Regions from separate parts of the Mus musculus genome. Here regions 2 and 3 are each linked to region 1. A link is a loop called in an ENCODE intact Hi-C map of the cell type or tissue named here. Cell type or tissue: heart. All regions are shown on one strand.

Region 1 (5,000 bases):
TTGTAGGAAACTCTAGACACAGTGTAGGCAAGGGCTGGGCCAGCCTGTAGTGCTCCACCAACAGGTGGGAGGCAGAGACAAGAGAACGATGAGAACAGCATGGGCTGCATAGCAAGGACCTGTTTAAAAAAATAATCTAAATAAATAAGCTAAAGTGAGATGAGCCTGTGGGGGGGGGGGTGCAGTGTGAAGCCTGTGCTGTCAAAATGTGATCTGCTCCTTTGTGGGGCAGAAGGAAAAGAAGAAGGCTCATAGTGAGCAGTCTCTGAAGGCAAAACCTTGTAGTGTGCTCACACTCAAACCCGGGCTGCCTCACAGCACTGCAGGCTATGCAGCCACCTCTCATGTGTTTCCTGTTGCTGTTCAATAGGTCTGGAAACATTACTTTTCAGTGAAAGGGAACGCAAAATTTCTTTTCAGTGAAAGGGGGCGCATTAAGTCATCCATCTAGAGATACAAATGTATCCTATCAGTCTTTTGTCAAGGTAAAGACAGTCCCCATAGCAAGGACAAAATTACTAAGAAGATCTAGACTCCAGTTGGGAAGAGTCAAGGAGGCCCCAGAGGGGTTGGGGTTGGGGGCTGAGAAAGGAAGGTACAGCACCAGACCCACCAGCGCTCTCTCCTGCTGGGGGAACCCGCAGGGAGGGGCCAGTTCAGCAGACTTTTCTTTAGCTAAATTGGTTTGACACTTTTGTTTTAAACTCTGAGACATTTTTGGAGGGCTAAGCCTGGGGGGGGGACCCCACATGATCTCCTTTTGGGGGGCTGATAATTGCTCATGCCTTGTTTTTGTTTTAAGTTTTTGGAAATATAAAGTCATGGCATGTGAAGTGAGGAGGCCCCATGGTGCTCAGCTCTGCATAAGCCAGGCCCAGGTCAATCATCCAAAGTTTTCTTTGTTCATCCTGTAGACAAGATGCAGGGACCATGGAGCAGCCAGACATGGGGTGCTCAAAGATACTATGGTCCAGTTTCTCTTTTCAGTTTATTTTTGAACACTAGCATTGAACGTAAGGACGGACATTACGTGCACTGGCCCCCACTTCACTGTTCTAGAAACAAGGATCTAATTAGAGAATCTATCCCACACTGGAACTATCCCCGCAGGGAGGGCAGGGACAGGGGTCTGGGACCATTTAGTTTGGGTAGGGAAAACAGAGTAGGGAGATCTTAGCAGAGGCTCCTGGTACAGAGATGCAGAATCCCAGCCTTGCCTGGGGTCTTCCTTATTCTGAGCTATCAAGTACTTTCCCACATTAGCTCTTAAGGAGGGTGATTGGAACACCTTGTGGAAATTCTTGCAGTCCCTCGGGCAGCTGGGACCAAGCAAGGCAACCCAGTGACTGGAGGGCTGGAGTGAGTAGGCTGTTGGTAAACATCTGAGAGAACAGCACGGAATCTGGATAGTCTTGGATCCTCACCTTACAGTGCTCTGATCCCCACCACTTGGTTTACCTATGTCAAGTTAAGATTTTGGGGGTGTTTTCTTACCAGGTCAAAGGCAAAGGAACAGTTCCTGCCTTGTCCCCCTTTCTAGCAGAATGACTGTGACCTCCTCCCTATCCCCTCTAAAGGCTCCTTTACAAGCATCCTGTTCCTCACCCATGACCCGTGGGACTCCCAGAGGCTAGGGAAATGCTTGTTTCATTCCTTAGGGCCTGGGGCTCAGGGCCTGGGGAAGCTTTTGCCTCAGGCAACATCTCCTTCTCCCAATGTCTCCATTTCTCAGAGATAGGCATAGCCTTCCCAAACCTGGGGGAGAGGAAACAGGGTGTGGCCCGGCCTCTAGCCTGGCCTAGGATCCAGGGCCTCACCTCAGTGTTTGTGAAGGCTGCGCTGTAAACAGATCCACCAGATATTACTTTCCTAGCTCAGCTTCTCCACCATTCCTGGCAAGCCTGGCTTTTTCTTGAAGGCACAATATGGCAAGAATTGAACAGGTTTTGGTAACCTCAGACAGTGGCTGCACCGAGCAGATAGATACAATTTCTACCCTCTTTTAAAGCTACCTGGAGTGTTTTCCCGGAGTGGAATCAGAGATATTAAGGGCTGCTGGTGTCCACTAGAAACTGATGGAAATTCCATCTCATTTATGCAGACGTGTTTGAAAGACCATGCAATGGCATGCCATCATTCCCTGGAGATCGCAATGAGAAAATGGACACAGAGGCCCAGCTATCCGAATCTTGGGGATCTCTTAAGAAATCTTGCTCTGTCCTCATCTGAGAAAGGCTGTTCAGGAGATCTTCTTTCTCCTGTGTTCCTGCCAGCCTCAACCGTATTCTCTCCTGCTAGGTTCACTTTAAGAAGTCAAGGGACTTCTACCCAGCACCATCATCTCCTCCTGCCTGGTGAATTCTGGATGTTGAAGGGGCTGTTGGAGCATCCTGGGCTGTCTTAGAGACTGCTGCTTGATACACGTAGAGCCCCACGGGATAATAAGTCACTGGAGGGTATTGTAGGACTTCCTCCTGGCAGAAACAGCACTTAGACACACTGGATGAAACAATAAACTGGTTTTGCAGGAATGGGACTCGAACCTCCCTCCCCAGGTGCACTTACGTAGACATGGAACTGTTGAGCCTATAGAATACTGGGGCCCCCGAGGTATTTAGGGAGGCCAGCGAAGTGGGAGGGTATTTTAAAGAGCTCATCCCTTGGGTCAGGAACCCGAGGGGGTGAGTGCGGGGGGCGGGTGTCCAGCACCTGGAAACGCAGGACATTGTTAGGAAGATGAGACCAGGTGACCGGCAGGGCTCCGGTGCGCGGGCGGTCCGTAGCGATTGCCGGAGCCGCCTCGAGGGGGCCCTGCCGCGGGCGCGGGCGGCCAGCCAGGAGGACGGGCCCGCCCGCGAGCAGCTCGGAGCCCAGCTTCGCTTCGGCCATCGCCCCGCCGGACCGCGCTGCGGGTTCGCCCAGGTACCAGGGTCGGGAGCAGGGCAGGGGCAGCCACACGCCGCCACACTCTTTGTTTGGGGCCCCCGCTCAGGTTCCAGAGCCTGGGCGTTCGGGGTCTTGGAACTGGGTTGCAGCCGAGCAGACACCAAACCTGGGCGCGGAGACAGTTGAGGGTGTAGGGACAAGGCGCGGGGGCACCCGGGAAGGGCGCTTGGGATCCAGGACTGAGGACGACCAGGGGGTCTGCGGCGATCGGGAGTCTGGGGCTCAGCCAGGTCCTCGGGCCGACGCGGGCCGGAGCTCCGGGGCCGGCAGGGTCCTGGTCGCGGCGCCCGGCGCCTAGCTAGGAGGGCGGGGGCGGAACCACACTATCGCCGCCCCGGCCCTGCGGACTTTGCTCCCTGAGACAGTTAGGGAAGAGAAGACGGAGGAGCCGCTTGGGGCTGCAATGAGACTTCTCAGGACTTTACTCCCGCCTTTTCCAGGCAAGTGAGCTGTGTGCCTCTTTTCCTTTCCTTTCGGTTGCTTGGGAGCCAGGGGTCTCATCCCGCCTTTTCCCACTATTCGGAGGAGTACGAGTGCAGGCACAGGCCTGGGGGCCACCTGTGGCACGTGTCTCCTGGCACGCGGGCACTGTAGCTGACAAGTAGGAGGGAGGGTCCTGGGCCCCGGGGTTTCTGTGTAGTTCTGTGTTCTGCCCCTGGGGACGTTTGCTTGGATCGATTTGAGAGTCTATGCCGCAAAAAGAGACCCCGAACCCCTTCCTTCCCCAACTGGCATTCTGGCCGGTGCCAGCAGGTGATCCCGACTCTCTAGCGTGACTGAACACAAAAAGTTCCCTCCAGGGCTTGGGGCCAGCAGACCGCACTATCTAGGGTGACCACAACTGATTGGAACGCCCTCGGCTTTGTCACAGCCCACTCCAAATTTTGTTTCTTGAGTTGTGCCTTCTGCTCCACTGTATAGAGCTTCAAAACGACACCCCAAACCAAGAATACAGGAGCTACTATAGTAATAATGTGTACCCCATCAGAGCTAACCCTTTTGACATATTGATGTATTTCCTTGAGGCTTTGGTCTGTTCATATGAATACTTTTTAAAAGTGCTTTTAGTTTTTTGCCTGTTAAAAGAGATTTTTGACTGTCTTTGTGATTTTGTTGCTTCCCTCTTTGGGGCCTATGAGGTTATATTTGCAAATCAATCAACAAGTATTAAGAAAGGCTTTTCTGTGCTGAGGACCAGGAAGGGGGCGGGGATGGCTGCAGCTGGAAGCTGTAGGAGGCTAGGCCAGGACTTGGAGTGTGTGTGTGTGTGTGTGTGTGTGCGTGTGTGTGTTTATGTGAGGGAAGGGGGGCACAGACAAGGGGGTGCATTTGCTGGGTCCTGGAGAACTAACTGGGGCAATTGGTAAGAAGCCAGACCTCCGATAAAGTCATGGTGACTGCCCCCCCCCCCCCCAAAGAATGACAGAGGGCAATAAGGACCTCTGGCTGAGTGGTACTAAACTCTTTGCCTGTTGTTTATTTCATCTCACCCAATGATTCTTGGAAGAAAGAGGGAAGTGGGATTATCACACCCATTTTGCATATGGGCAAAGAAATGCCAAGTATCCTGTTTATGAAGCTGAAATGTGGAGGAGTAGCTGGAATTCTGGGACACAATGTCTGAGTTCTATGGCCTGGCTCCTGCAGGCTGGCTGCTGCTGCTGCTTCCCTGGCAATTGGCTTTGAATGCTTGTCCAGACAGCAGCAGTTCTTCCACTGAGGGTAGCTCCTCTGCCGAGGCTGCTAAAGCTATCCGCAGCAGCAGATGCGAAACCTAACCACTAAGAAGATAGAAAAAAAAAAGTAGTTGCTTCAGGGAACATCATATGCCTAAATGCAAATCGATTAGCTTTTACAAAGTGTCTCTCTGGCCTGCTGTGTTTTGAAACTGAGCTACTTGCAAATGTTGACTTCATAGTTCACAAGATCAAATATGTTACTATGCTATAGAAGGTTCCAGGGGAGCTGGTATACTCGTGGTATAGCCAAGGCCTGACAAGGAGTCAGCTAGACAAGAAGGTGGAGTGGAAGATATCAAAGGAAGAGGGTATTTG
Region 2 (5,000 bases), 190 kb before region 1:
CCTTTTTGGGGTCCTGACACCTCTGAGATTCGGATGCCCAATGAAACGAGTGGATACATTTAGAACATTCCTTAGTCAGTGAAAGTTACCAACTGGGCAGTTTCTTCAAGGCAGTGTGACTCTGGCGATATGGATTATCATTGCTTACTTTCTACTGACAGAACAACTCTACACACTCCAGGGTTTCCTTTCTCTTCTGTAAGGAATATTTTAATACTCATTTCTGTAGCATTTTTATGAATGTGTTGCCTTTGAACAATTCATCTCACCTTTTTGCTTTAGGGACATATTTTTAGATTCTGTAAGGCAGAGGAACACAGGCACCCTGCTAGATGGTGACTCCCAGATGTCATTCCCTTTATTCTTATTACTTTTTAGCAAGGTACTGCCTGGAAGCCCCAGTACTTGAACTTGCCATGACTCAATAATCCCAGGACTGCTAAAGCTCTAGGGAAGCTACATGGTAGTTTCTGAGTCCCATTTTCCAACGCCACAGTTAGCTTCTACTTGGACAACTTAGTTCTTCTGTATGAACAGGTGCGTAGATTATGCCAGGAGGGGGCGCTGTGAGCAAAACAAAGAGACCATGTGGGGCCTTTTTTAGACATGGAAATCAAAACACAAAAACCACTGATTTGGCTAGTTTATTTTTATCTCACATTTCACGAATTCCTTTTTCTTTGACATTTCTCATATGCCTCTCGATTGTCAAATATTCCAGCTGAGATAACATCTGTAAAATTCCTGTACTCTTGGACCTGGTACACTCAGGTAACCCTCCCAAATGTTGACCCAGGTGGGCTTAGAGCCTCATGTTTCCCACAAGGATAGAGACCTCACTGCCATATTTATATGTCATAGTTCAAAATGGAATGTTTAAAGTGGACCCTCTCTGCCTCACCCATCCCCCCAGTCCTAATCCTTAAAATCAACAAGTCCCTAGGGGCTGTTATTTGTAGCATTCTGGGGGCAGGGCAAGCCTAGGAAAAGTGAATCCGATGGAATCCAAGGGGTGCTCTCTTGGCTCCCTGTGGCTGGCAGCCCTTTGCTCCTGGCTGCTGCAGCATCCTCTATAAAGTTAGGATAAGTAAGATTCTAGATTTCTGTCTTCAAAAAAATTACTCTAATATCAGATTGTGTCACATTTAATTTGTGTTTGAAGTACTTCTGAACTCAAAGTCTTCATGAAATCTCAAGTCAACAAAACTTAACTGAGCCACAAGTGAGGTGAGGCAAAATCCTTGCTCCATCCCAGTGGTCTTCTCGCTGGACTGGAGCTGTGGGCCCATTTGATATAATTGCTGTAATTAGTGCACACAGGACCAGGCTATGGTTGGATCCTTTGGTTCACCTCTTGCTCTCCAGTGTGCCATGAAGGAGCACGATGGTTCCTTTGTGTGGGGATGTGTGAGCTCTGGGTAGCAGCAGGTGTTTCTTGACAGCTTCATTAATGTGGTCCCAACGGGGAGCAAGTATGGCAAGTGATAACATTTCTCTAAATTCTGCAAGCTTGGGCCAAGGGTGCAGTTCACTGGCAGATCACATGCTTAATGTGGGCAAAGACACCTTGGGTTGATGCCCCAGTACCTCAAAATCTACTGTGGGTGTGGGGGTGTGTTTGTGTGTGTGTATGTGTGGAGAGATGGTTCAGTGGTGAAGGATACTGGCTGCTCCTCCAGAGAACTCTGCTTCTGTTTCTTACACCCATAGAGCTGCTCATAACAATTTGTAACTGTAGTCCGAGGGGATCCAATGCCCTCTTCTGCCCTCTGAAGGTACCAGGCACACACATGATACACAGAAGTGCATAAAAAGAAAACACCCATACACATAAAAAATAAATAAATTTTTAAAAGCAATTTTAAGTGTTATGGGAACTCAGTATAGACATTAAACATATGCTAGCTTGTTTTTTCAAACAGATATGGGCCTTACCTAGCGGCAGGTGTGCAGTAAGCTTGTCTGCCGATGTTCCTCCCTGCCTCCCTCCCTCTGTGTCTTTGGACAGTGCTTTCTCCCTGGGGCTGTGAATATTTTCAGGGTTTTACCAGCTGTATTTGTGCCTCTCACGCTGACTCTGCCTCCTTTCCAAGAAATGCTGTTTCTCCATCAGAGCCTCTAGATGTCCCCTGCAGCTCTCCCACTTGCTTAGGATTTGACAAGATTGGCCAAGTTTTCAGAAAAGTATGGAATTAAGAATGAGCAGTCAGTAGATTAAGCTCCATAACAATAACAACGACAACACACATAAGTGGATGGGTAGGAGACAAACTCTACTCAAGGAAAGGGACCTGGGGCTGGAGAAGCTCTGTGGTTAAGCGTGCACAGTGCTCTTCTAGAGGACCCAAGTTCAGTTCCCAGCACCCATGCCCAGCAGCTCATAACTAACTGCCTGCAACCCCAGCTCTAGAAGGGCCAGTTCTCTCTTTTGGTGTTTGCAGTTACCTGCATACATATCACACACACACACACACACACACACACACACACACACACACACACACACATAGAAATCTAGAAGAAAAGGAGGAGGGAGGGAGGGAGGGAGGGAGGGAGGGAGGGAGGGAGGGAGGGAGGGAGGGAGGAAGAAGGAACTAAAATAAGTCAGCTTGATAGCTCCTGGGCTATTGCTTACACAGGTTAAGGAGGGAGATGATGGATGTGTGTACGTTCAGTGTATATAAATTGCTGATCAGAGTATTTGTTTCCCCATTAACATATTTTGAAGGCTTTTCCTTGCCCTTGGTTCCTTTTGGATTAGACTGTCTATCTACCTTTCTTACATGGTTGTAAGTTATTACAGCCCTTAAGGAGTCCCTGCCCCACACCTGGGCAGAGACTATCTGGCACGAAGCATCCTCTTGCCAGCTTCTGAGGTTGTATCCCTGAACATGAAGTCAAGAGATGCCTGTCCCAGGCTTTCTGGCTGCTGTGCACTGGCTCAAGTGACCTAATGCTCAGCTAACCAAAAGTGCTCAGAACATTCCATCCACTCTCACTTGGTGACCTAAGGCAAAGCCTACCTTGTAATCAAGTGTTGAACATCTCCTAGAATTGGATACTGAGCTACAAGTGAAAAGCTCAAGTGTTGGCGGGTGTAATTTTGACCACGGTAGAGTTAAAAGATCATCAGTTGTAACTGTTATTGTAGGCTGCATATTCAGCTATATACAGTTTCTTTGTTTCCCCACAGGACAGGGATCTGGTCTTGTTTCCCAGTGTCTACAAGAATGCCTGGTACTTAGTACTTGCCCAGTAATGTTTGTTGAGTGAATGAATGAACATTGCTTCCCACCGTTTCTCTTGCCTGTTGCTGAGGAGCAAAGTGAATTCTGGGGTTGTACCTCATCTTACAGATCCTTTGGCCTAATTCCCACAGACGTGGAGGTGGAAAAAATGGCAACTTTTCCCTTGCTTGGAATTGTTCTTAAGAATTCATATATACTTTTTTGTTTTGTTCTTGAATTAAGAAAGGCCAATCACTCCTTGGGGGACCTCAGCAGCACAGAAGACTGGTGGGACTGGACGCTGAGCACACTGCTAGATGAGCTGTACCCAGAAAGAACATCTGCTAGAGCCTGGGGGGCTCAGGTAAGTTCCTTTCCTATCTGTCGGACACTATATGGCAGTGGGGAGAAGCCACAGTGCAGTGTAGGGGCTTCTCCATGGCGCCAGTGCCATGGCAGGCAAAGAACCCTGTCACTCTTCTTGCCTGGAATCCATGTTAAGCCAGTCACATCCTCCTGTCAATGCTGGCCAGTCCGAGCAGGGCCTAGACACTTACAGGGGTTCAGGGTGAGACTGAGGAAGAAGCTAGCTCGCTTCTTGCCTGACAGAAGCTCAGGAGTTCCCAGAGCAGAAGAGGAGCCAACAGCTAAGGCAACATCGTTAGGGAAGCTTCCAGAAAAAGGCAAGGTTGATCCAAAGTTTGTATTATCTAATCCCTTATTCAGCTTTCACTTTCTTTCCTCTTTTGAAAAATATACAATCTTTGTCTTCTATTCCTGAAACACTTTGTCCCAGTTTGTCTCCTTTTGTTGTATTCAATGAGTTGTGGAGGCACCTGGGTCATTCATATGAGGTGAACTTCATGGGGAGGCGTCTGAATGATTTCCTTCTCCAAAGAGGAGGCTGGGGAGGGAGTGCTGGTTGCATCCTCAGTGATAAAAGGGGGATGGACCTCTGATTCCACGGATGCAGGGACCTGTGCATCCTCAGCCTTGTCAGTCATGCTTTGCAGGGGCCAATTGAAGTTCATAGCTGTCACACGTTGCCTCTTTCAGCCTGGAGCTCTTGGAGGGCAATGCCACCTAATAGGCCCCCCGGTGGTCAAACTGCTGAAGATTTCTGCTGGCACTGCATGCACGGTATGCACCCTGGGAGACTCAGTGACGGCCCAGCAGATCAGTTAAGCTCCTCAGACAACTGGGATGTGGTGTGGGGTTGCCAGATGCCAGGGCCTACCTTCCTTCTGCCTAGTCTGACCACCTCCTGCACCCTCTGCATTCGGCCCCAGAACTGTTCTCTTCACTTCTAGAATTGGTATTCTAAGCAAAAGAAGGCTCTTTCTTCTGGAAATATGAATACTGGGATATTCTTTTATTCTTTTCTGATGGGGTAGGGTGCCCCGAGCCAGCATTATTCCACAGTGCTTAGTGCAATGTTCTGTAGACTGTCCAGCCCCACCTACCCAACTCCTCAGCTTCAGCCTTCAGAAGGCATAGCCTAGATCCTTCCAGTTTAAGATAGAACCCAAAATATCATAAGTAGGCTACAGAATGGTTCTTGAGAGTAGCAGGGTCCCTAATCACATCATCGGATTGAACCTATGTGTGGACAGAGCTAGGGAGCCCCACAATACAGACAACTTGGGGGCAGGGCTTGATAGGTTACTTGATTGACGTTTGTGCTCCAGCCTCCCAGACCATTCTCAGAGCTTGTGGAAGATGTACTTCCTATGCACAGCAATGACCTTGACCTTGAGAACCAAAATGTGTCCC
Region 3 (5,000 bases), 75 kb after region 1:
TGCATGATATTGACCAGGGAAGTTGGGAAGGCCAGTAGGTGACACCTGACCTCCTGCAGACAGGTTACCAGTGAGGGAGGGGCACTGAGGATATCAAAACAGATTCCATTTTTGTGATGAGAATAACAAACACAAGCCACTTGCCCTGGGCTCCCACAGATAGTGGGGACCACACAGCACTATCTCTAGTGTTTGGGTCTAGAGGAGGGGGACAGAACTCAAGACCAGCTATTGATGAGCACCTGTTCCTCAAATGAAGATACTTGGTGAATATTTTTTTGCCTTCTGAATATGTGAATTTTGTGATAAGGTGTCTTATTCATTTCTTCTGGCCTTGTCTTTTTTGTTGAGATCAGAATTGTATAATGGGAATTCCTCTGTGTTGCTATCTGGAACAGTCTCAAAAAGTTTAGAACCTTTATTAAAAAAAATAAAAACCCTAGGTCTGATTTCTAATTCTAGCTCGTGTTAGAGAGGTCTTCTGTGAAATTAAGCTTCCCTTTGGGCTTGTGAAAAGGACTTCAGCCCCCTGTTAGCCCAGGACTGTGGCTTCTGCGGGAACTTGCTCTTGTTCCTCAAGATGTGCTATGTATAGACACCTGAAGAGAGGGGAGTTTTCTGAGGCATGGTGAGCAGGCCCCTTCATGGAGTGCTAGAGAACATTAGCATCAGCCAGCCTGCATCGAGGCCAGAGAGGGCACTGTGTGTGCTTCCTCAGTTCTTCTTGAGAATACTGTCTGCTCCTCTCATTTAGAGGACTCTACCTGGGTATTTCTGGAGACTGGAGTCAGAGGTCCTGGTCAGTGCACTTGGGCTGTGGCATCTTAGGGCTTCTGCCAGGCTGCCTGTGGTACTGCCCATCTGGCCTGCTGCTCTTTCCCCTGATCTTCAGGATCCCCCTTGTTGTCTGTCTACCTTGCCCTAGATTGTTTCCAGGAAGGTTTTTGTGATCCTAGTCCATTGATTCCGCAGCCAGGGTGACTGCCTGGATTAGATTCCTCACCTGAGCGCAGGCCAGGGTTTCCTGCAAGTTCCTGAAGAGCAGACCTCTGTCCCCTTCTTTCAGAGGTGCATTGGTTTAAGTCTGCGTCTGTGTGTCCATGTGTCCGTGTGTATCTGTGTCTTTCCCCACTGTATGTATGAACCTCTCTACTCGCCCAGGGGCTAGCCAGCATTCTGGTTTTCCAGTCCAACCCTGCTTATTGGTGATAGTGCTGTGTGGTCCCCAGTATCTGGCTTTTCTCTACAGGCCTGACTGGTCTTGCAGCTTCTGGGTGCAAAAGGCTGATTGGTGACATTGGCTGGCTTCCATAATGAAAACACAACCTCCTGCCTCATCAGCTAGCTACCCGTGTTCATTATCAGCTTGGGAAAATTCTTGTAATCACACTTAGCTCTGCCTTCCATCCCTCCTGCTTTCTGGCCTCAGAAGCAGTGGGTCCTGACGTGAACTTGTCCTTGTGTTTTGCTGCTGGCACTGCCTTTCCTACGAGGAGGGCCTGACTTCTTTCTGGAAGATTCCCATGTGAGCTAACATTTCATTCAACAACCCCCTCCCCAACTCCCCCATGCACGTCTTGCCCATCCTGCTTTGGGGCGTCTGTTCATATTTAGAACTTGACCTATCAGGAGTGTCTCCCTGATTTCTGCTTTCTTATGGGTGTCTCCCTTACTTCTAGGCCCATGTCACTGCCTCCTAGTCCGTTGACACCTCTTGTTTCTTCTCTTTCCAGATTCCACTTGTGGTCTTTTTAAAAAAGATTTATTTATTATATGTAAGCACACTGCAGCCATCTTCAGACACACCAGAAGAGGGCATCAGATCCCATTACAGATGGTTGTGAGCCACCATGTGGGTGCTGAGATTTGGATTCAGGACTTCTGGAAGAGCAGTCGGTTCTCTTAACCACCGAGCCATCTCTCCAGCCCCCTACTTACGGTCTTTACAAGTGAGGGAGTCTATCTACCCACTCTTTCCTTTACCTCTAGCCCCTCAGGCTGGGCACAGGCAGAGGAACACCCAACGGAGAGGCCCCCTGGGCTGTTATTTGTACATATTTGAGAAACGGTGGAACCTACCAAGGAAGCACATGTCGCACATGTCAGAGAAGTTCTGAAAGTCTTGAGAATCTCTGGTCCACTCAGGGCTCTTCTAGTATCTTCCCAGTATTGTCTTCCAGAGCCGAAGTTTAGGTGGGGAGAGGTATTCTGAGCACCTTCTCCTACCCTAACAGTACTTCTCTGTCCTGCCTGGGCAGGGGACCTTGGTGGTATCTTTATAGGCTTGTCCTTAGGTTATCTCTGTGTGTCTTCATCCTTTTTTTTTTCAAGCAAAGCAGATTTTTAAAAAAAGATTTATTTATTATTTATTTTTATATGTAAGTACACTGTAGCTGTCTTCAGACACAGCAGAAGAGGGCGTCAGATGTCATTAAGGATGGTTGTGAGCCACCATGTGGTTGCTGGGATTTGAACTCAGGACCTTCAGGAAGAGCTGTCAGTGCTCTTAACCACTGAGCCATCTCTCCAGCCCCTGTGTCTTCATCCTTATAAGACTTTCAGATACTTCACTTTGCTTCCCAGCCACCCCCTCCCCCCCAACACGACCCTGTGCTGTTGCCAGGTGTGCCTCTGGACAGCCAGCTGGTGGTTGGTCATGACTGTATGTGCTCGGGGCCAGTTCGTGGTGGTCTCTAGGGTGACCTTCCTCTAGATGGGGTGTATTCCATGTAGAGGTTTATGTCCTGCTGCCGCTGAATTCTTCTGTCCTGCTGCCACTGAATTCTTCTTCAGCCACTTCTAGAGTAAGAGTTTGGAAGAGAAACAACCCCACCTACACAGGGACAACAGACAGACAGACAGACAGACAGACAGACACACACACACACACACACACCTCTTTTAGAAGCAGGGCTGAACTGACTGCACACACCAGTCCTCTCCGCATTTTAACTTGCGAAACCAAGCTTCTGTTGACAAGGCTCTGCCACTTCTGTAAAGCTGTTAATTTTGGGCAAGGATTCAGGAAGTGGCCACCCCCACGGTCCCCTGAACACAGAAAGAGCCCAGAGCTTCCTTATTTCCACCTCCCAGGGGCAGCCGACTGAATTCATTTTTGTGTGTTTCCAGACTTTTGACTCACCACCGGAGAATTCCCCAAGACTTGCTGAACAAGTGGGTGGGTGAGCAGGGGAGGACATTGGAGGATTACAGGTTTTAGTCTTCCTGTTACTAAGCATCTCCCTGCTTACCGGATCTTAGGGACAATAAATACTTGCTGAGCCTTAAGGAAGGCTGGAAGATCCGAATGAATGGAATGTAGAATGTAGGGTAAAAATCTGCAATTCCAGTCTTACTGTAGATTGCCCTCCTTTGAATCTGAAGGGTCCCGTGCTTAGCTGGTGGATCCTTTGGAGGCTCTGATCTTGAAGGCCTTGAATGGGGTCAGGAGAGGAGAAGTGAAGGGCATGTTTATTGTTTGTTTCAGTTCAGCCGTGCTGAACTTTGAACCCAGAACCCCCACCTGCTAGGCCAGCCCTCTGCTCCCTCTCTAACCCCTCTGTGGGGTCCTTTACTGGGGACATCTTAGGCCTGGAGTACTGATGAGGTGGAGCAGAGGTGGCTTGTGAGTGTGATGTCCTACAGAGGTGGCCTGGACAGCGTTGTGAGGACACTGGTGGATGATAAGTGTTGGATGCTAGGTTAATGTCACATGGTGTGAGGTGGGGACTCTTTGCAGAATATATGAAATAAAGATTTAACTAGTCAGATATAAAAATTATGGTAACTTTTACTTTAATTTTTTTTTTAAGATGTATTTACTTACTTTAGGTATGTGAGTACATCTTCATGAGAGCTCATCTTCAGACTGTAGCTGACTTCAGACACACCAGCAGAGGACATTGCATTCCATTACAGATGGTTGCAAGCCACTATGTGGTTGCTGGGAATTGAACTCAGGACCTCTGGAAGAGCAAGCAGTCAGTGCTTTTAACCTCTGAGCCATCTCTCCAGCCCTTACTTTAATTTTTTTTTTTTTTCGAGACAGGGTTTCTCTGTGTAGCCCTCGGCTGTCCTGAAACTCACTCTGTAGACCAGGCTGGCCTCGAACTCAGAAATCCACCTGCCGAGTGCTGGGATTAAAGGCATGTACCACTACGCCTAGCCCTTATTTTAATTTTTAAGTGACGTGTTTTATCTTTCACTATGAGTCCTTGTACATGTCTGTGTGTATGCACATGTGAGTGCAGGTGCCAGCAGAGGCCAGAAGAGAGTGTTGGATCCTGTGGAGCTAAAGTAAGAGGCAGTAACTGGAAGATGGCTGCTGAAACTGAACTCAGATTCTTCCTCTCTGAGTGCAGTGTGTGCTCTTAACCATTGCGCTGTCATTACTTCTTATTTATTTACTTATTTTACATTACATCATTCTTAGACACTTTGTACAAAAATGTCTTGAAAGAAAATTTCCCTTAGTGTTCTGATTTAAGTTGTATTCCGGAAGACACTACAATTTCTTACTAATGGTTGACTGTCCTGTCCTGAAATATGGTATTTGATTAACCATTGTGAATGACTAGTGTGTGAAGGAATGAATTAATGAGTGACAGCAGGTTGAGACTACTGACCCAAGAGGAGTTGGAGATGTGATGGGTAGCTCTCTGTATTTAAGATGCTGGTTGAAAGGGCCCACGTCCACTGTGGAAAGCCATCTATTTATAAGAACTGGATCCCTCTGTGGTGTTGGACGCTTTCTCTATATCATCAGCCACTGGTCCTTGTAAATCAGCTACTTGACCAGCTCCATGAGACTGTGTGATGGTTTGAAATGGAACTCTCAGATTCTGCGTGGCTGTGGTAGAAGCTTGCGTGAAGTGCTGCTTGACTGGACCTCAGCCCTTTACTTATGGGAGGACCCTTTCCTGGTAGACAGTCTGAACATGAAGCCAGTGTGGGGAGCGCACAAATCCCCCTGTGTAAGTGCCACTCACTCACAGGCCTTC

The links. Hi-C counts contacts between places; a loop is a spot of excess contacts. Peaks named below come from ENCODE experiments on the same cell type or tissue, not always from the same donor. Only the 100,000 strongest peaks of a DNase experiment are listed, where the experiment ranks them.
Region 2: it touches region 1 in a loop (8-fold over the local background); 10 of 42 quality-filtered maps call a loop at or near these places.
Region 3: a loop joins it to region 1, with 2.3 times the contacts of the local background. A loop is called at or near these places in 7 of 42 quality-filtered maps.

The regions. Positions count from the first base shown.
Region 1 is chr11:8,662,401-8,667,400 of GRCm38, reverse strand. It overlaps Tns3 (tensin 3), which reads left to right and starts at 2,866. Exons shown (of 31, transcript NM_001083587.1): 1 at 2,866-2,922. In heart, a CTCF peak has its summit at 2,761; DNase peaks (open chromatin) are centred at 3,140 and 3,460; H3K4me3 peaks cover 2,518 bases; H3K27ac peaks cover 1,913 bases; H3K27me3 peaks cover 2,126 bases.
Region 2 is chr11:8,855,627-8,860,626 of GRCm38, reverse strand. It overlaps Pkd1l1, which reads left to right. Exons shown (of 52, transcript XM_017314870.1): 42 at 3,471-3,591; 43 at 4,284-4,367; 44 at 4,916-5,000. Among named protein-coding and RNA genes, the nearest start is that of Gm36772, 59 kb to the right of the region's middle. In heart, CTCF peaks have their summits at 547 (motif pointing right) and 4,335; a DNase peak (open chromatin) is centred at 556.
Region 3 is chr11:8,587,737-8,592,736 of GRCm38, reverse strand. The region is part of intron 3 of Tns3 (tensin 3); the gene reads left to right. Among named protein-coding and RNA genes, the nearest start is that of Tns3, 74 kb to the left of the region's middle. In heart, no CTCF peak of the experiment used is centred here; a DNase peak (open chromatin) is centred at 3,036; H3K27ac peaks cover 491 bases.